Linked DNA regions of Homo sapiens: all the other regions are linked to region 4. A link is a loop called in an ENCODE intact Hi-C map of the cell type or tissue named here. Cell type or tissue: dorsolateral prefrontal cortex. All regions are shown on one strand. Region 1 overlaps LINC01389 (long intergenic non-protein coding RNA 1389). Region 2 has its middle 3.4 kb from the start of PDZK1IP1. Region 3 has its middle 96 kb from the start of FOXD2. Region 4 has its middle 23 kb from the start of LINC01738.

Region 1 (5,000 bases), 320 kb before region 4:
CTTGGCTCACTGCAACCTCTGCCTCCCGGGTTCGAGCGATTCTCCTGCCTCAGCCTCCCGAGTAGCTGCGACTACAGGCATGTGGCCCCACGCCCAGCTAATTTTTGTATTTTTAGTAGAGACGGGCTTCACCATGTTGGCCAGGATGGTCTCGATCTCTTGACCTCATGATCCGCCTGCCTCGGCCTCCCAAAGTGCTGGGATTATAGGCGTGAGCCACGCTCCCAGCCCTGCATTTCTTTTATGTGTAAAGTGATACTGATATTGATACTTTGAGAACCACCACAGTAAACAAAGTGATCAGAGCAGATAATGAAAACTCACAGCCTTGTATCTTTGTGGGCAAGGGATCAAGTCTTGGTCTTTTTGATGCATTCGCTCATAAGTTCAACTTGGTCTTTTTGATGCATTCACTCATAAGTTCATCGCAGCACTATACACAATAGCAAAGACATGGAATCAAGTCAGGTGCCCTTCAGCGGTGGACTGGATAAAGAAAATGTGGTACATATACACCCTGGAATACTATGCAGCCATAAAGAAAACCCAAAAGTATGCCCTTTGCAGCAACATGGATAAAGCTGGAGGCCATTATCCTAAGCGAATTAATACAGGAACAAAAGTAAATATATGTTCTCACTTAAAAGTGGGAGCTAAGCATTGGGTACGCATGGACACAAAGATGGGAACAATAGACACTGGGGGCTGCAAAAGAGTGAGAGGCAAGGAAAAACTACCTATTGGGAATTATGCTCACTACCTGGGTGACAAGATCAATTGTACCCCATACCTCAGCATCATGCAATATAACCATTAAGAGACCTGCACATGTATTCCCTGAATTTAAAATAAAAGTTGAAAAAAAAAAAGTCTTGGTCTTTTTATCCACAGTGTCTAGCACAGAGTAGGTACTTAGTGTTGATGAATTGACAGTTGGTGACAAACCATAGTGAAAGCTCACAAATTAAACAGCTGCTTAGTCTGCTGCCATTCCTGAGCTCACAGAGTGAGAGGGAAGTACTGCATGCAACAGTATCACAAATGCTCTCCCACTAAGGGAGTTGTCACATGGATGGCAGCTTGGCATAGTGGGCTTTCTATAATCTTACTTAGCAGCTGCCACTGTCTTAAAAGGTGAGGAGAGGCTGGGCACGGTGGCTCATATCTGTAATCCCAGCACTTTGGGAGGCCGAGGCAGGTGGATCACTTGAGGTCAGGTGTTCCAGACCAACCTGGCCAACATGGTGAAACCCCGTCTCTACTAAAAATACAAAACATTAACCAGGCATGGTGACTAGTGCTTGTAGTCCCAGCTACTTAGGAGGCTGAGGCAGGAGAATTGCTTGAACCCAGGAGGTGGAAGCTGCAGTGAGCCAAGATTACACCACTGTACTCCAGCCTGGTGACAGAGTGAGACTCCATATCAAAACCAAAAACAAAATGGTGAGGAGAGGCCAGGGGACTACCACCACTGTCTACAATCCTCTGAAGGGAGATGGAGTACATGTATTCAATGTGGGCTTGAGGGCAGAACTAGGGCAGTGGAAACAACATAAGGAAGACCGTCTAAGGTCAGAGCCACCCAACACTGAATTGGAGCGCCTGAGGACATGATCACCGTCCCTGGAAGTGTGCACGCAGGCCCTGGATGCTTATTTGGCAGAATGCTTTAGTCTTTCACTCTGGAGATTCTGTGGTTTGGGGATCATCTTCTTCAAGTAGGTATCTAAGTCTGAAGTCCACCTGGAATTCCAGACATACTCTCTGACACATAAGAGTTCCCTGTATATACAAGTGGGGAGGAAAGGCTAAGGGGCATCATGAGGATCTGTGCCTTACCATAAGAACCCAAATGCTGAGAAGTTTCCCTAAGCCTCTGTTTCTGCCTCCCACCCCCTCCCTGGGTGTCCTCCCCAGTGCCTGGGATAAGTGCTTAACAAAGTTTACTGGCATTAATGCTGTTGGTGGGCAGGAGGTGCCCAGTTTGCATTGGAAAAGAGAGAAACAGCAGTAGCAAAAAGATAGCAGTGAGGGACAGGAGAGACCCACTTAGCTGGAGGGGGTGAGGGTCCATGCACCAAATAATGGGAGATAGGAGTATGCAAAGATAAAGCGATAAACCTTTCATAACAGGTAAAGGAAGGTGAATTTTATCCAGTGTCTGTTTAGCTGAGTCCAGACTAGGAAGCTGGGCTGCATGAGTCAGTTTGACAAGGGCTTTTTAGATTTAGGAGGCTGCTCCGTTTTCCTCCTCCTCCTCTTCACTGTAAGCTGTCCCTTGAGCTGTATTCTGAAACCCTGAATGGTTTTTCCATCTCACTAGGGACAGTTGGCAAACCCTCTCTGGCTTGGCCAGGGTTGGGGCTGGGCACTAGACGAGCCGGGAGAGGAGGTGGCTCCCAGCAATAAGCAACCCACAGAATTGTGTCTGTCATTTAAGAAAAGTTTCTGGGTTTTCGGCTAATTGCAAAAATACATAATGGATGCTTTTCGCATCTGCTAGTTATTCTGGAACAGGCCTGCATCCAAGAGCAAACTTTAAACAAACAATAAGATTATGGAGCTTAACTATTTCAATGTGTAACAGAAAGCCAAGCCCCATACACTTAAATTACCACACATGCACTCAGACACAAGCACACAAGAGATCACATCTGCACAAACATACACACATACAGATGCATGTTTTGGCATTAGTGCATGCAAATGCATACTTACATGCTAGCACCTAGTACATACATGCATGCACAACTTGCACATGTGCGCAGTCACCAGCACCAATACACATTCTCAGACACACAAATGAACGTGCATACACTCATACACAAGTATACACCAACGCATTTGGGCAACAAGACACACAGCCTCAGGCACAGATGCATTTACACAAATCATTCTTACTGCAATGAGAGATAGTCCGGGGTAGGTGTGGGTGTCCTCCCAGTGCAGAGTTAAGTGAAGCAGTCCATCAGCTGGGCACTGGCTGTCCGGGTGTTACCAGGTGTAGTTATCAGTATGGCCACCAAGAGGCGCCCAGGATCCATCCTGCATCCACCTTTCATGGCTTCTGCCAGCTGGTCAATTGTTTCTGTACCCACAAGCCTGCATCTCCCTGTTCTGGATCCCTGCACAGAACTAGGAGACTCCTTGATCCCAGCCCCAACCTTCCAGGATCCACTGTGCTCATTCTCATCCTTTCCCTGTCCCACACCACCAAAACAACCACAAGTCCCATCCCTCCTCCCTCCTAGCAGAACGCATGCTTCAGCACTCCCTGCTTGTCCTGTGGCTGCTCCATGGAGAACTGGATCTGTCAGGTCTTGATCATGATGTGACTTCTACCTGGAACTTTTTCCACAGGAGAAGCTGTCAAAATCTCACCTATTTTTCAGTCTATGTCAGAATCTCCCAGTGCAAGACTGCCAGAGTCAAGAATACATGTTCAAGTAATTCAGTGAATGAATTAATGCCTCACTCTAATACCTGACTCTGCCTTCCCCATTAACCCCAGCTGGAGAGGTCTCTCACCTTCTAGCACCTGCCTCCTGGCTTATGTGTGTGTGTGTGTGTGTATATATATTTCAATAAAACAAGTGCCAGGCTGGGTGCAGTGGCTCACGCCTGTAATCCCAGTTACTTGGGAGGCTGAGGAAGGAGAATCTCTTGAACCTGGGAGGTGGAGGTTGCAGTGAGCTGAGATCGCACCACTGCACTCCAGCCTGGGCAACAGAGAGAGACTATCTGAAAAAAAAAAAAAAATTCCCCCCACCACGCCGCCCCCCCCACAAAATGCCAGCTTGAAAACACAAGCTAGAGGCAGACTCAAGATGTCATGAAGTCAACCCCTTCCAGCATCCCTGACAGGTAGCTACCCTAGCAACAGATAACTCACCCCTCCCTGAGCAGCCCTCTTCACTGGATACTTCAGACTTCCAGAAAGTTCCACTGTGTTCTTCCACATTCTCAGAGCTCTTTCATCATGACAGGGGCTGAAGCAACGTCTGATAATGCAGTAGGAGAATAAGTGCAAAGTGCAGGGGAGGGTGTGCAAACTTTCCAGAGAAGTGGGGCAGGGAATTGGGATCAATTACAGAGGGAGTATGAGTATAAAAACTATCATTACAGCTGCTGTTTAGTGAATGTTTACTGTGCTCATGACTGCAAATCCTTATAGAGGGCAAGCTCGAATCCAGGTCTGCCTGTCTGCAGTCTAGTCTAAAACACCTCTTGGAACATAAACAAAATAAGAGTTTTGGGAGCAGATGGGTAGGGGGACAGCCAGGTGTATTAATTTTCTTTTGCTACATAATAAATCACCATTAACTTAGTGACTTAAAACAACATCCATCCCTGGGTGCGGTGGCTCACGCCTGTTATCCCAGCACGTTGGGAGGCTGAGGCAGGTGAATCACAAGGTCAGGAGAGTGAGACCATCCTGGCTAACATGGTGAAATCCCGTCTCTGCTAAAAATACAAAAAAATTAGCTGGGCACGGTGGCACGTGTCTGTAGTCCCAGCTACTTGGGAGGCTGAGGGAGGAGAATCGCTTGAACCAAGGAGGTGGAGGTTGCAGTGAGCCGAGGTCGTGGCACTGCACTCCAGCCTGGGCGACAGAGCAAGACTGTCTCAAAACAAACAAACAAACAAAAAAAACCACCATCCATTTTATTACCTCACAGTTCTGTAGGTCAGAAGTCTGTGCAGGCTTGACTGGGTTTTCTGCCCACAGTATCACAAGTCTGAAATCAAGGCTTCAGCTGGGCCTGGCTCTCATTCAGAGGCCCTGGGAAAGAATCACTTCCAAGCTCATTCACATTGTTGGCAGAATCCATTTCCTAGCAAGTCCTCATTACCATGGTCACTGCTGGCCATGGGGTGGCCTTGGTACTAGAGGCTGCTCTAGGGTCCCTTCCACGTGCACTCTCCACTTTCAAGATAGAGCCCTCCTCATGCTTTGAACTACTGACTTCTTTTCTGTCACCAGCTGGACAAAATTCTGC
Region 2 (5,000 bases), 520 kb before region 4:
ACACCTAGCCCCTGGAACAGGGAGGCCCTGGAGCCAGAGCCCTCGGAAGAGGCAAAAGCCTCCCCAGGATCACGTGGTGTCCACCTGGCCCTCCAGCTCAGGGAATGAGAATGGCCAGAGTTCCTGTGCAAGCCCCTGACCAAGGGTCATGCTGGTCTCCTTGCCCCACCCCCCACCCCAGAAGTATGGGAAGCTGAGATGCTGACTCCCTAGAAAGGAGCGGGCCAACTGGAACAAAGTCTCATCAGAGATGGAAGGTCCCCAGGAGCCAGCACCTGAGCTGAAGGCACCTCCACAGCCTCTCTTCCCTGAAGCCACCAAACTCCTATTCATCAGGCCTCCTGGGCAACCCTTCCTATGGCAGGTTGATTCTGCCTTCCTGCTCCAGCGGGAGCACTCAGACATCATGCCTCAGGCCTGCTTCCTGTGTGTGTGTGTGTGTGTGTGTGTGTGTGTGTGTGTGTGTGTGTGTGTGGTGTGTGTGGGTGTGTGTGTGTGTGTTCACATGCGTGTGCAGTCGGGCCCATTGCCATCCAAAGATGGAGTGTCTCAAGGTGATCTGGGAGAACTTTGCTTGGAGTTGAGTGATGCCTCCCAAACATGTATATCCTGGCCTCCCTCCCACACCCAACTTGGTGTCCTCAGAATCTTCTAACACAGACTGGAGTAAGCACTGTGCATGTTAATGAACAGCCAGAGAATCACTGATTGGAATGTAAGGAATGGGGCTGAATTTAACAAACATCTACTGGTGCCTTCTCCAAGAATTTTAGGGAGGAGAGTCACATGGTTAGTTTTGCGTTTGGGAAAACACCTCTCCATGCAGTGTGGAGAGTGAAAGGGGCATGCAAAGGCTGGAGAAGAGAAATCCAGGGATCTGCTACAGTGGCCACAACACCAGTGCCTGGACCTGGGCAGGAAGTGCCCATGGGAACAGATCTGAGCCCTGTTGAGGAGGTAGAGAAGCCGGGGTGTGGCTGCTGGAACACAGTGCCAAGCTGGGAGAATGGGTACAGGCAGGAGGCAGGGCTTCAGGTGACTCCCAGGTTTCTGGCGTAGGCAGCTGGGTAGATGCTAGTGCCTCAGTAGGGGCCAGAGCAAGTTTGGGGGGTTGGAGGATTAATGAGCTATAGATTTTGAGGTATTATGCTTGCAGTGCCTGTGGACTTTCCAGAGGGAGACATCTGGAAGGCTGCAAAATCCCTGCATCTGGAGTGGAACATCTGGGAGCCGTCTGCAGCACAGGGATGGTAACTGAGGCCTGGGAGCTCATGGTCTCCCCAGTGTGTGTAGCGGGGGTAGGGGTGTTGAGGGGAGAGCACAGAAAGAAGGAGACACGCCCCCAACACACAAAGGTCTTTCAAAGGAAGAAGGGGCAGGAGGAAACAGGAGGAAGCAACCCCAGGAAAGTGGGGTATCCCAGGAGCCAAGCAAGGACAGACTTAAGGAGGGTGGGGGGGTCACAGCTGTGCCACCCCCTCCAACCAGTGCCCTCAGCACTCAAGTCCCAGGTTCTGCCTTCCCCACCCCAGTATCCTCCACTTCCCTGAAAAACCCAGGGAAAGGAAAGGATCCCCTGGGCTATGCTTTGGGAGTGGTGGGGGAAGGGGATGAACAGGAAGGACACCAGGTGATCAACAGGAGGAAAACATACCTCCTGGGTCAAAGTCCCAAGCTTTAGAGCAAAACAAGTTGTTCCAGAAAAGAGGGAGCATGGGTGGACACTTGGCTTTGAGGCTGGTCCCTCCTCCCTGGAGGTCTTCACACGGGTGGAGGGTCATCTCCCCAGCTGTATGGACACAGCCCTGATCCCCATGGTAACAAGGTGGGCCCCCCTACTGGTCTGGCTGGGGCCCAGGGTCTGGACTAAGGTCTCAGCAGCCCCACAGGGCTGCACCGTGTGTCCTGAGCAGCTGTTCCATCGACGTTCAGTTCCTCCTTCCTGTTCCAGCCCAGCTGTCACGCAAAACCATCAGGCCCCTTAGACAAGCCCTCCATCCAGCCAGACCTTATGCGATTGCCCTTCAGAAAAGCCAAAGTGGGCCTGGACTGTTTCCAGCAGTCTCCTTCCTCCCAACCCCATCTTGTCAGCCATTCCACTCACTGCCAGCAGGTGGCAGTGTCTAGCTCCAATACCAGACTGGGCGTGCAGGGAGCCAGTTTGCTGCTGAAGATTCTGCAACTTCCCCTCCCTCCAGCCCCCACTTTTGCCCTCCTCCAGGGGTGGTCTGAAGAAAGGGACGGTGGACATTGACATGTAAATAGTCTGGGAACAGCATACAGGGAGTGCTCAGGGCTCTGACATAGGGCAGCGTGGTGGACTACATTGCTAAGGAAGGCATCCTGGAGGAGGTAATGCAGGCAAAGTTAGCCAGAGTGTTGTACTCGGCAGACAGTCTGGGGAGAGGAATCCAGGCAAAGAGCTTAGCCTGAGAAAAAGTACAGAGAACATTCAAGAAGGGTGTTTAGAACACAAATATAAAAGCTTTCTTTTTTTCCCTCTCAGTGTCTCTCTCTGTCACCCAGGCTGGAGTGCAGTGGTTCAATCTTGGCTCACTGCAACCTCCGCCTCCTGGGTTCAAGCGATTCTCTTGCCTCAGCCTCCTGAGTAGCTGGGATCACAGGCGCCCACCACCACACCAAGCTAATTTTTGTATTTTCAGTAGAGACGAGGTTTCACTATGTTGGCCAGGGTGGCCTCAAACTCCTGACCTGAAGTGATCAGCCCGCCTCGGCCTCCCAAAGTGCTGGGATAACAGGCGTGAGCCACCGCGCCCAGCTCTTTACTAATTCTTATAATACTTCATCTTGTTAATATCATTGCTGTAAGCCAGAGAGCTCCTGGAGACCTTGTTTTATTCTTTCAAACGTATCTTGCTTAAACCCTTTTATGGCATTCATCAGCCCTTAAAATAATATGCAAACTTCTTTGCATGGGTTTGAGGGCACAGGCAATCTTCCTTACCCACCACTCCAGCTTGGTCTGGCCCCGGAGCCTCCTGTCACTTCCTAACAAAAGCCAAGCTCTTTCCCACATCAGAGACTTCTCTCCACTTGCTCTTTTCTCTGCCTGGAACACTCTTCCACTCCTATTTGCCCAGCAAACTGATCTTCCTTTACATCCCTTTCTTCAAGAATACTTCTTTACTTCCCTTCTCTCCCATCTGAAGTCACTCCCTTCTATGAGTCTCCTTTGCTCATCTCCTCACAGCCATGATCACAAGTTGCAATTACACACTGATTTGTATGTTTACTCATTTAATAACTGTCTCCATGGAGGGAAGGTATCATGTCTATCTCTCCCTCAGCAGCCAGTACTGAGCACAGTGCCTGAGTACACACTCGACACACATTTTATGAAATTAAATGTCAGTATATGCAGTGCCTACCACTGGCCTAACAAAGAGCAGAAGCTCAGAGAAAGGTTGTTCAATGAATAAAACATTTTAGCTGTAGTTGAGTCCTTGTCTCTCTCCACTCTCTATCTGTGGGGCAAGGACTGTGTCTGATTCATCTCTGTATGTGAAGGAGAAGACAAGGCAACCATTCCTCTGACAGTTAGAGCTGTTCAGCCTGATATGAGGGTGTCCTGGAGGGTGAGCTCTCCTTCCCTAGACATGTAAGAGCAGAGGCCATGGACCAGGTCACCCAATGAGGTGTCTGCAAAAGGGGTTTGTCTTAGTCTCTTTGTACCACTTTAATAAAAATACCCTAGACTGGGTAATTTATAAAGAACAGAAATTTACTTTCTGACAGTTCTGGAGGCTGGGAAGTCCCAGATCAGGGCACTAGCAGGCTTGGCATCTGGTGAGAGCTGCCCTCTGCTTCCAAGATGACACATCTTGCTGTGCCCTTACACGGTGGGAGGGATGGAAAGGTGAAAGGGGCAAGGACACTCCCTTCAACCCCGTTTTTGAGAACACTAATCCATTCACGGGGGTGAAGCCCTCCTGACTTAACCCCTTTCCAAGAGGTCCCAGCCCTCAATATCACCACCTTGGGGTTTAAGGATTTTTTTGTTTTTTTTTGTTTTCTTCGAGACGGAGTTTTTGCTCTCATTGTCCAGGCTGAAGTGCAGTGGCACAATCTCAGCTCACTGCAACCTCCCCCTCCTGGGTTCAAGTGATTCTCCTACCTCAGCCTCCTGAGTAGCTGGGATTACAGGCCCCCGCCACCATGCCCAGCTAATTGGGGTTTAAGTTTTAACATATGAATTTTAGAGGGACATATACTGAAACTGTAGCAGGGTTGTAGCCCTTCCAGGTCTGGAGCCTATGATCCTGTGATTCCGTTAACAGAATATGATAGCTTTTCATATTTTGATAAGGTCCCAAGGAAGCAGGCTGGTTAGGACTGTGGTGAGCCCCTCTCCTCTCAGACTTAAGAATTCATTCACCTGGCTCCCCTTCATGTAACACTCCCTTCCCAGAGGGCTGTGGACAGAACTCTAGCTCATGAACATGGACAGGGAAACATTATATCTGTATTTCACTAACCTCTAACTTAAATTTACCACTTTCGGCCAGATGTGGTGGCTCACACCTGTAATCCCAGCACTTTGAGAGGCCGAGGCGGGTGGATCACCTGAGATCAGGAGTTCGAGACCAACCTGGCCAACGTGGTGAAACCATGTGTCTACTAAAAATACAAAAATTAGCCAGGCATGGTGGTGGGCGCCTGTAGTCCCAGCTACTGGGGAGGCTGAGACAGGAGAATCACCTGAACCCAGGAGGCAGAAGTTGCAGTGAGCCAAGATCACACTATTGCACTCCAGCCTGGGCACAAGAGCGAAACTCCATCTCAAAAAAAAATAAATAAAAATAAATAAAATTTACCATTTTCTTCCGTAGGATGAAGGCAACAAACCACAGACTGTCTGTGATATTTTCATATCACCATATAATTATTGCAGATATCTAGATATATCTTATACTCACCACTGTAGAAGTACAATAGTCATTGGACCTTCCACAAGATCTTGTTGTTGAATACATTATAAA
Region 3 (5,000 bases), 180 kb before region 4:
TGTTGTTCATTCCCCATTTTGTTCTTCTCTTCTTCCTTTAAATAACAGAAATATTCCTCTCAGATTTAGCAGGACACATGGCCACTTAGTTAGAGATGATAATTATCATCCTTCTTTGCAGCTAGGTGAAGCCATGGGACTGAGTTTCTATACTAACTAAAAGCAAGTGGAAGTGAAATCGCTTGCCACCACTTCCCATGGCTGGAATGTGGCCATGATGTGAGTGAACAAGTTTTGGCCATAAGGAGATGGTGGGACAACAAAATAGAACGAACCTGAGCCCCCAGATGAGCTTGGTGAGCACATCTGTCCCATTCACCTTGGGCCACATGCCTATCTTCAAGCCATTACATGAGAAGTGCATAAACTTCTACCCTATCTGAACTACTGTATTGTTGGCTCTTTTGTCTGAAGCCCATTATTTAGCCAGAAGCCTAAATAGTGCACCAGGTAAAGGAAAAGGAAGACTTGTAAGGCAGGAGGAACAGCCTGTCCGAAGACATAAAGAGTGAAAGAAGTTAGTTTTAGGAAACGTTCTCACAGGATTTTGTTTTTTGTTTTTTTTTTTGAAGATCAAATGAGATAATAAATGTATATAAAATCCTTAGTAGAGTACCTGGCACATACTAAGTTCACAATAAATGAAAGTCCCATTTTTTTTTTCTGTGTGATACAAATTACTTCTCAGAGCCTCATCTGTAAAATGGGGGTAATGTCACCTGTATGATGAAAACAGAGGTCTGAACCTTTCTACTCTAAAATAGTATGAATAGCTTGCAGAAATTCTATTGGGAGCAAGGTTAAAAGGAAAACAATTATCAAGAAACGAATGAGTACCCTGCCTTTCACTGATTTAAATAATTTACTTTAACAAAACCTCTGGTGCTCTCCATCTCTACACTTTAGCTAACATTGGTCCTATTCCTTCCTCCTAAAAATATTAGTCATTCCTTGAATGAGTTGTGGATACTCAGTGCTCCAAAGTTTTCATAGGCAGGTTTCTCAGGGCTTTCTCCTCCTATTCTCCTAACTCCTATTCACCTCACAAGACTGTACCAACATCACATGTCCTGGGGCTTCCCTGACCTTATGGGAAGATCTGCCTGATTCTCTTTATGCGACAGGTACTCCACTAAGGCCGTACACTCTCTCTTATTGGTTTAGGTGTTATTTTCACCTGCCAGACTGTGAGCTCTTCCAGGGCAGACAGCATGAATGTTTCATTTTTGTTTCTTCAGCACCTGGCCACAGTAGCTGTTCAGTTCTTATTACTGAATAAATGAGGTGTTCTCCGGCAAACATGTAGGATCAGTTAGAGTGTGTATGTGTTGGTGGGGGTGTGGGGAGGGTGGAGCACAGAGGATTTCAGGGCATCAGAAGGGCAGATGTAAAAAATGAACACGTCTCTCATCCACACAAGTCCGGGACTTTGTCATTTAGACATTATTAGGGGAAAAAGAAGAGGTAGTCTGATAGAATGGAAGCTATCTAGTTTAAGAAACAGGAGGCCTGATTTCCCTCCAAACTTGTTCAGGATTCATCTGTGTGACTTCAGTAAGTGTCCTTCCCTCTCTGAGCCTTATTTTTGGCGATTCCGTTTCTGGTCTTCCAGGAATCTAGGCGTCCTCCAGCTCTGAGATTCCCAGGGGCCTATTGGCCTCGGGGAGAGAATAGGCCTGGCTTTCAGGCCACATGAGGCTGTGACCCACAGCTGGCACTGGTCACCTCCGCTGTCTCCTCTTCCTCTCTCCTCCTTCCCTCACACCCCCTTCCTCCATCCTCCCTCTTCTTCCCCCATTGTCCTCCCCATCCTTCCCTTCCTCCCGCCTCCTCCCCTGGCTCCTCCTCTCCCCGTCCGGGACTCGGGGGGAGGCGCGCTGGGTGGTCCGGCAGCCGGGGGCGGGCGGTAGCCTGCAGGCGTAATTGGCATGCACGCCGTTGTAGCTGAGACCGCTTAATAAAGCATTACATATCTCACCGCTTCCATATTTCATTACCTCACGCGGAGCCTGTGAGAGGGCCCTAATGGGAGTCAGCTGTGTTTTTACTTTCTGTTGTCGGCCGGGACGGGTTTCTCTGCGGATTCTTTGAAATGAAATAATGTGATGCACGCCGCGATAAGGGCCGGCCTGTAATGAGGCCCAGGCCGCCGGGCGGCTGCTATTGCTCCAGGTGTCGCGTATTTGGGCTGCGAGGACAAGGAGGAGGAGGGGGCGGCGCCGGAGGATCGGGGGGGAGGGGGAAGTCGCGAGGGGCAGGGGGTGGGAGAAGGCGGAGGGAGGAGGCAGGGGGCAGGGGGCGGGCGGAAGAGGGGAGGAAGGAGGGGGCGGCGGGCCGCGGCAGGCCAGGCGGGAGAAGCCGGAGACAGAGAGAGGACGGGGACAGTGGCGGCCTGCAGAGCCCTAGGAACCCGGGTTCAAATCCTGCCCGCCAGCGTGAGAGAGCGTTTGCCCGCCCAGGCGGTCCACCGGGGTGAGGCTAATATTCATCTCACGGGGTTGTGTGCAGGTAAATGAAGAGGGTTTGTAAATTGGAAAGGACACATCACACATAAAAGGAATCATTTACTGAGAGAAAGGAACTGACGCCCTTTGAGCATCCCCTCTGGGCATGGCAGCTGCCAGCCACTTCACTGAATGATCACAGCAGCCTCACTTGCTAAGAATTGTTACCTTCCCTTTACACAAGAGGAGACTGAGGGTCAGAGCAGCGAGGGGCTGGCTCCAAGGCACACAGGAAGAGGCTGAGGGCAGCCCTAGGCAGGTAGCCAGATGGAGATAGAGTTGGAGGAGAAGTTGGTCCACTGCCCGCTGACTGGGCCACCCTGGCACCCCCCTCGAGGGGAGCTGGGCTTTCTTCTCCACCTTGCTCTATGGGCCTCCTCCTGTGGGTCTGAGGCCTTTGCCCTCCACACGGGGATGGAATGGGGTGTGGTGCAGGACTCCTTGTAGGAGGGGCAGTGGCTGGCTGTGGGGAGAAGTCCTTAGGAAGCCCCCTGTTCTGAGCATGCTCCTCTGTTCAAAATCCCACAGCTACAGTCCCTGAGTGTCAGCTTGCTTCGTGTCCACTCTGTCTTCATCTCCAGGAAATAAATGCTCTTTGAGGAGTCTTGTATCTCCTCAGTGTCTCTTAAATCCACTCACTTCTTGCCCTCCCTCCTGGCACTGCCCTGGGCCAAGCTTCTGGTCCTGCTTCGGACACTGAAGGGATCTTTCTGAAATGCTGACTCACGCTGCTGTCCTTCAGCATCGGGCTCCTCATTGCTCCCAAGGGCCTCTGGCTTCCCTAGCATGCCCTAGCAGGCCCTCCCTGCCTGGACTTTAGAGCCTCCCCCAGCTCCTCAGCTTCATCTTTATCACACCCCATCCCTGGCCCTGCCAGACTAGGTGACTGGCCTTTCCCTGAGTTCATCTCTGGACACTTGCTCATGCTGTTCGCTCTGCTTAAAATGCTCTTCCCACATGGAGCCACCTTGGGAGTCCTATTCTATCTCCAAGACTCAGCACGATGACTGCTCATTCCAGGAAGCCTTCTTGCCATGTGCTCCTCTGCTTCCGAGTTGTGTTTGCTTTCTTTCTTCTCTGAGCCTCAGTTTCCGCATATGTAACACGAAGGAGTTGGGGGCTGATCTCTGGGCTGCATGGTCTCATGAAGTTATGGGGTTAGGTGCTAGTTTCCTCTTGAAGGAGAAACAGATAGTTTGAGTGTGTCAGCATGTTAGATGATGACCATATCGTATGTGCCTGCCACATGGCACACATCACATTGGTGCTTTATATGCATTAGATACATGCGTTGCTTGGGATTATGCTGCAGTAAACGGAGAAGCTGGGATCAGAAGCCAAGTCTTTCTGATTCCTGAGCCTGTGCATAGGTGCGTGAGCATATGCATATGTGCTTGTCTGTGTGTGTACATGTAAACTCAGTACTCAGTACTCAGTGTTGGTGGCACTTTAACCTGCTCAAAACCCTCTCACCTCCAGGAGCCCGTTGAGGTTGGGATATATAGACATAGAGAGGTTGGGCTGTTGCCTTAGTTACACAGGTGCTGGGAAAAGAAGGGGGGTGTGGAGCAGGAGGAGACACTCCTCTGGCCCAGAGAACCAAGTGAGATCCTCTCCGTGCAGGATTCTTTGCTCTTCAACCTCGGCCTAACTTTGACAGCTTTGTTTCCCAAATAACCTCTTTACTGCATCCTAACTTTCTGTATATAGGTCCTGCTTTGGAGCCTTTGCTTAAACTGGTCCCTGCATCTGGAATGCTCTTTTCCAAAGCCTGCCTGTGGACGTCTTATTCTTCCTTCAAGACCCAGCACAGATCCCACTCTTCACAGAAGCCCACAGAACCATCTCTTTCTTTCCCTGTTTCATGCTCTGCATACACTTTTCTCGCCCAGCTTAGAGTGTTAGCTTGGAGCATCCTTGTTTCAAGACCATGAGCTCTGAGGTCAGAGGCTGAGTTTAACTCTTGGCCAACAGAGACCTGACCTGGTGTGGAATAGGTATGTTGGATATGCTTGTGAATGCCTGGCCAGGCAGGATGTGTTTTGAGGCTCACTGCAAATGGATGCAAGTTCTCACTCATTGAAAATGCTTGATATGTGGCAGGTAATAAAATTGTCATTATTTATTACTGTGCTTTTGCTTGGGTCAGGTTTGATGTTGCAATCTGTATTTCATTTTATTCTTACAATAACTTACAATCCCATTTTACCAGTGAAGAAACTGAGGCTAACTGATACTAAATAACTTACCCAGACTGTAGAACTAATCAGTATCAGAGCCAGGACTAAAATTCAGTTCTGTCTGCCTCAAAAAAGGAGTCTGGGCAGGGCGTGGTGGCTCACGCCTGTAATCCCAGCACTTTGGGAGTCCGAGGTGGGAGGATCATGAGGTCAGGAGATCGAGACCATCCTGGCCAACATGGTGAGACCCCGTCTCTTCTAAAATACAAAAAATTAGCTGGGCGTGGTGGTGCGCGCCTGTAGTCCCAGCTACTTG
Region 4 (5,000 bases):
GAAGGCCAGGGGCCGCTCTAGCGGCGAGGGGCGGAGGGTGTGCTGAGAAACCCGGCTCCGGGGACCTAGGCTGACGCCCCCATCTCCGCCTAAGGCCCCTGGGGCTGAGCTTGCTTCCCCCTGGCTCTCTGGTTCCTTTCCGAGTGGAGGAGGGTGAACTGGCCCTTGGGAGAGGGCTGGAGGGACGCGGCGGGAACGGGCTGAGTACGCAGCACCCGGGTCGGCAAGGGCTGGGGTTCTGAGATCAGAGAGAAAAGAGGACCTGGGAGTCGGAGGCGATCTCCCTGGCCCCAGCCGACCCTCTGAGCTCTAGCGAGCCTGAATCCGGCTCTGGGGGTGGCGCCCCCCGCCTGCTGCGGCTCCCGGGGCCAGCGCCCTAACCTTTCAGAGCCTGGCCCTGCCACCTGTAGAAGGAAGGCGCGCTGGTGGCCCGTTCAAGCAGGCAGTGGCAGCACCGGGGGCCTTCTAGAAGGGACGAAACGGCTCAGGGGCCGGGGAAACTTGTTTGGCTTGACAACGCCTGGGCTGGGCGGTTACAGCAGCAATCCCGGGATTCTCGGCCCCGGGGGGTCCTGTTTACGCAGGACTCGCGGCAGACTGGAGGGAGTGGGGCGCTAGAGCTTCCTTCCTTAGCAGCTGAGAACCATTTCATCCCCACCACCGCTATCCTGAGACCCCCTCCTCTCCCCATCTGCGTCGGCTTCCCGCGAACCTTCCCCGGCGGCATCTTCAAACACACAGCGGCGGACACACAAAGACGCTCGCGAGCCAGCACTAGTGTAGGCACTCGGGCACACACAGATACACGACGCAAGGTCCCGGGGACTCGGATGGAGCCGCAGTGTCCCCGGCCCGGGCGGAGAGGGCTCGCGCGTAGGGGCAGCTGCTCCCGGGCCGCTCTCACACCGGGCGCGCGGCTCTCAAGCCGGGAGCTGGCGAGCTGAAAGCCCGGGATAATTAGCGCTAATTACATGTGTGCAAACAGCCGCGGCAGAGGGCGCGGGCTAGGCCGCGGGGCCGCCCCTCCCCCGGCCTGACCCTGGCAGTCCCACCGCAGTGGAGGGGCTCTGCTGGCGCAGCTCGAGCCGACCGCTAGGGGAGAGCGCGCAGGAGCACCCACGAGACCCGGGAATCGGGGTGCGCCGTCAGTGCCCAGAGCCACCGAGCCCCGACCACACACGCGGGCGCGCGTTGCGGCCCGGCAATCTCGGGATGGCGGGTTACAGTCGGGCCAGAGGCTGAGCCCAGAACTGGGGGCCGAACACCCGCTGCCCTTCGCTGCCCTTCAGCGGGGACCGGGCGGGGTGGGGCTGAGCATTCTGGCCCCTAGGCTTCTCCGACTGTTTTGGCCTCCGGAGCAACCCGGTGTCTGCGGAAGATTGGAAGCGACTCTCCAGCACCCCGCCGCCGAGGCCCGCTCTCCCAGGCCATGCCGGCTGGCGCCGAGGCCGCGGGACCTGGAAGGGTCGGAGTCTGGTGCTGGTGCCGGAAGGCCAGCCAGTCTCTGTCCGGATGAGCCACATGATCCCAGAAAGAGCAGCCTGAGCCTTAGTCTGCGCGCCCAAAAAATGAGAATGCAGAGACCATTCATACCTCGCTGGAGGGGCTTCAGATGCTGAGTACACGGGGGTGGGGGCGGGGAGAGCAGGAGAAAGGGCTTTACATGAATCCTAACGTGTGAATGTTTGCACTGAGAGCCAGACTTAGCCATCTCTTTTTATGGGCCTAGGTGCCTGCGGCGGGCTGGCTTGGCGTGGCGGCAGATAATTATATTCCTATAATTATAAATGAAGCTCAGAGAGGCCAAACGTCTCACAAGAGGTCACACAGCAGTAAGAGGCAGCTGGTTTTTCTGACTTCAAATTTCAAGTTCAGACTGCACAACTCTCCGCCATCCCTCCCGGACGCCCCTGGAACCCCACGCACCTCCAGGCCCTGAGCGAAGCCTGGAAGCTGCGGGGCGAAGCGGAGCGCGAGAGAGGTTGCGCTCTGCGGGTCGGGCAGCCGGGGCTCGCTGCAGGCCCATGGCGCCCTCTTGCGTTCGTGGCCGGAGGCGCAGGCGGCTGCTGGGCTGACCCGTGTCCCGCGGTCCTGCTGGACTTGGACGCGGCATCTGACTCCTCTCTCTCAATGATTGCGCAGGCGAGGATCGATTAGCTGCGGAGAGGGTGACCTGAGACCACACGAGGATGCATTTTGTATACCGTACGCTTTGTATGCTGTAAAGCACATGGGACACCCAGTCACAGCGTTTGAACACCACGGTAGTTTTCCACTCGCTTCCACCCCGTCCTTGATTTTTTACAGGAGTCCTGTAAGGCCAGCAGGGCAATAATTATTATTCCCACTATACAGATGGGGCAACCGAAGCAGGCCCAAGGCCACTCGCTGGCGAGTAGCGGAGCCAGCACCCAGACTGGATCTGCTTCCCCCCTCACGTGCACCCGGCTCCCAGGCTAGGGTCTGGCTCTCACCGAGGTTTAAGGAAGAGGGCTTTGGAGTCAGACAGACTCGGGTTCAAATTCTAGTCTAGAACAGGCTGTGAGGTCTCAGACAAACTACAGAACATTTTTGGGTCTCAGTTCTGAATCTGTAAAACCGGGAGGACCCCGCCTCTTAGGACTGTTGGGGGAGGGGTGAATTACGAACCAGGGCCAGGCGACTGGAGCACTGAGTCCAGCGCGGGGTACCAGCGCCATGGCTGCTTTAATCAGGGAGGATGGCATTTGGTGTGACTACTCCAGCTGGTGGTGGGTGGGCGGCAAACCGAGGATTACATACCTCCGTGGCTAACCAGAGAACCGAGAGCTCAGGGTTGGGGCTGCTGCTGGGACATGAGCCCAGCACTGTGTTGCCGGCTGCCCACAGTCCTGCAATTCAGCAACTTTTCTCCAGGGCCTTGGACAGGTTCTGGGAGGCCTCCTCCTCCTTACAGGTGGGGACACAGACCCCGAGATGAAAGCTGTAACCTTCCCCATCTGCAAGACCCGGAGTCTAGGGCTGTCTTCAGAGCCAACAAAAACCAGTGTGGGGAAGGTGGGGCTTCCTGAGATCTAGCTGGGGAGACAGGTGCCTGGCTGCAGGTGCAGGGAGTTGGTGCAGTTTGAGCCCAGTGGTTCTCAAACTGCTGGAGCATCAGAATCAACTAGAAGCCTTGCTAAAACACTTGCTAAGCCCCTTCCCCTAGGGTTCCGACACATTAGTTCTGGTGTGGGGCAGGAGAATCAGCAGTTCCCAGGTGATGCATGACACTTTGACAGTCACTGCTCTAACCCTTCAGAGAACTTCCTCTGAGGCTTCTCAGTTCACCAGCTCCACATTCACACTACCTCTGTCTGGGCTGCTCTTATTCTGGTCAGTTTCACAGAACATTTCTGGGCTGGCCCTCAGCATCAACAGAAGCAATGCGGCTGGGCCTCCAAGCCCCCTTCCTCTTGGTCCCTTCACACCTGTGGCTCAGAGGAGAACGACTTCTACAACTGCCAGATAGGACAGTCAGGCCAACTTTCTGGAGGAGAACTGAACTTGAAGATCTGCTGGAGGGGAGTTAGGGCCACAGCCTGGCCAGGGAGTGAAAGGTGAACACTGAGCCAAAGTCAGACCCTCCGATGGTTGCATGCATCTAGTCAGCAGGGACTTAGGGTCCTGGCTCTAATCCTTCTGGTGGAACACTCACAGCCCAGCGCTGGAAACAGGGGTGAAGGGGATGGCAATAAGCACTCAAATGAATGAACCGCTGCCAGCCAGGCAGGCCAGGCCCAGGTGGCAGAAAAGTCCTTCAGATGGTGGTTCAAACAGGAGTACGGCAGGGGGCCACAGTAGCTGCCCTTCCTGCCTTGGTTTCTCCATCTGAGGAATGCACGTCATGTGTTTGCTGTTTCCCTGACCTTCCCAAGCTGCCAGCAGGATAATATATGGAAATTGCTTTGACCTCCTGAGAAAAGAGGGTCTCCAGGAATAGAAAGTTCAGCTGCTAATCCCGTCCCCCCAGACTTCCCACTAATTCCGGCTTCCGATGTCAGCCTGGCAGGTTGAGTTTAGCAAAAGAAAGAACAACTTAGAGGGCTGATGGTTTTTCTAATGGCCCCAGTTCTCCAAACACACCCACACACAATACACATGCACACACAGCCTGGTCACAGACCTCCCCACATGCACAGCCTTCCCTACCCTCGCTCACACACGCACCTCCCGCGGAGCAGTCATAATTGTAGAGAATAATTAGAACTAACATTTGCACAGCGCCCTGCCATTAACAAAGCAGTCCCACCCAGCACTTTCATTTAATCCTCACAACCACCCGAGAGGCAGGGATTATTGCTATTATTAACTGAGGCTCAGCAAGGTTAAGTGACTTGCCTAAGGTCACTCAGCTAGTAGGTGACAGGCATGGATCCAACTTGGGTCTCCTGACTCCAAATGTTATTCTCTTGCTGCTGGCCCACGCTTCTTCATGCATTCACGCGCATTCATTTGTTTGCTCGTTTATTCATTCATTCATTCATTCATTTGTTCACTAACTCAACAAATATTTATTTTGCATTAGTCGTGGACGAGACTCTATGCTAAGTGCTAGCTGCTTTGCTGCACCTTTTCACCTATCCTCATAATGACCTGGTGCTTTTCCTGTCCTCATTTCGTAGTGGAAGAAATGGGGTTGAGTAACAACAACAAGTAAGTGACAGAGTTGAGATTGAGCCCACAGTGTGACTTTTCCAACCCCTCCTGTCTCAGGCAGGGGCTGGAAGAGCAAGTAGCCCTGCCCAGGCCCCATGGATCAGAGCTCCTAGCTCGTCCCTGTCACCCAGACATTTCAACTGAACAGGCCCAGAAAATCAAGGATAGGATTTTCTCCAAAATGCCATTGGCATCTCTGGGGACAGAGTCACATTTTCCTACTGATTACACAACACGGTAGCATTTACAATAGTCGCTCCATCCATCAATATCAGTCAGAGCCAGCAAGAAATGTCCCCCTTCCCCCAACCCTGTGGTGACCC

Evidence for each region. Peaks named below come from ENCODE experiments on the same cell type or tissue, not always from the same donor. Only the 100,000 strongest peaks of a DNase experiment are listed, where the experiment ranks them.
Region 1: a loop joins it to region 4, with 3 times the contacts of the local background. A loop is called at or near these places in 44 of 110 quality-filtered maps.
Region 2: it touches region 4 in a loop (5-fold over the local background); 67 of 110 quality-filtered maps call a loop at or near these places.
Region 3: a loop joins it to region 4, with 8 times the contacts of the local background. A loop is called at or near these places in 63 of 110 quality-filtered maps.

Annotation. Positions count from the first base shown.
Region 1 is chr1:47,385,924-47,390,923 of GRCh38, forward strand. LINC01389 (long intergenic non-protein coding RNA 1389) reads right to left here. Exons shown (of 5, transcript NR_126355.1): 4 at 325-433. Among named protein-coding and RNA genes, the nearest start is that of FOXE3, 28 kb to the right of the region's middle. RefSeq lists a silencer at 2,034-2,328. In dorsolateral prefrontal cortex, a CTCF peak has its summit at 3,025; a DNase peak (open chromatin) is centred at 3,018.
Region 2 is chr1:47,190,961-47,195,960 of GRCh38, forward strand. No RefSeq gene overlaps it. Among named protein-coding and RNA genes, the nearest start is that of PDZK1IP1, 3.4 kb to the left of the region's middle. RefSeq lists an enhancer at 481-1,430. In dorsolateral prefrontal cortex, CTCF peaks have their summits at 2,111 (motif pointing right) and 2,312; a DNase peak (open chromatin) is centred at 2,101.
Region 3 is chr1:47,531,376-47,536,375 of GRCh38, forward strand. No RefSeq gene overlaps it. Among named protein-coding and RNA genes, the nearest start is that of FOXD2, 96 kb to the left of the region's middle. In dorsolateral prefrontal cortex, no CTCF peak of the experiment used is centred here; a DNase peak (open chromatin) is centred at 2,036; H3K4me3 peaks cover 1,197 bases; H3K27ac peaks cover 964 bases.
Region 4 is chr1:47,708,638-47,713,637 of GRCh38, forward strand. No RefSeq gene overlaps it. Among named protein-coding and RNA genes, the nearest start is that of LINC01738, 23 kb to the left of the region's middle. RefSeq lists enhancers at 1-386, 2,173-2,673 and a silencer at 2,034-2,103. In dorsolateral prefrontal cortex, CTCF peaks have their summits at 1,045, 2,025 (motif pointing left) and 2,224; DNase peaks (open chromatin) are centred at 1,401 and 2,044; H3K4me3 peaks cover 2,371 bases; H3K27ac peaks cover 1,660 bases; H3K27me3 peaks cover 5,000 bases.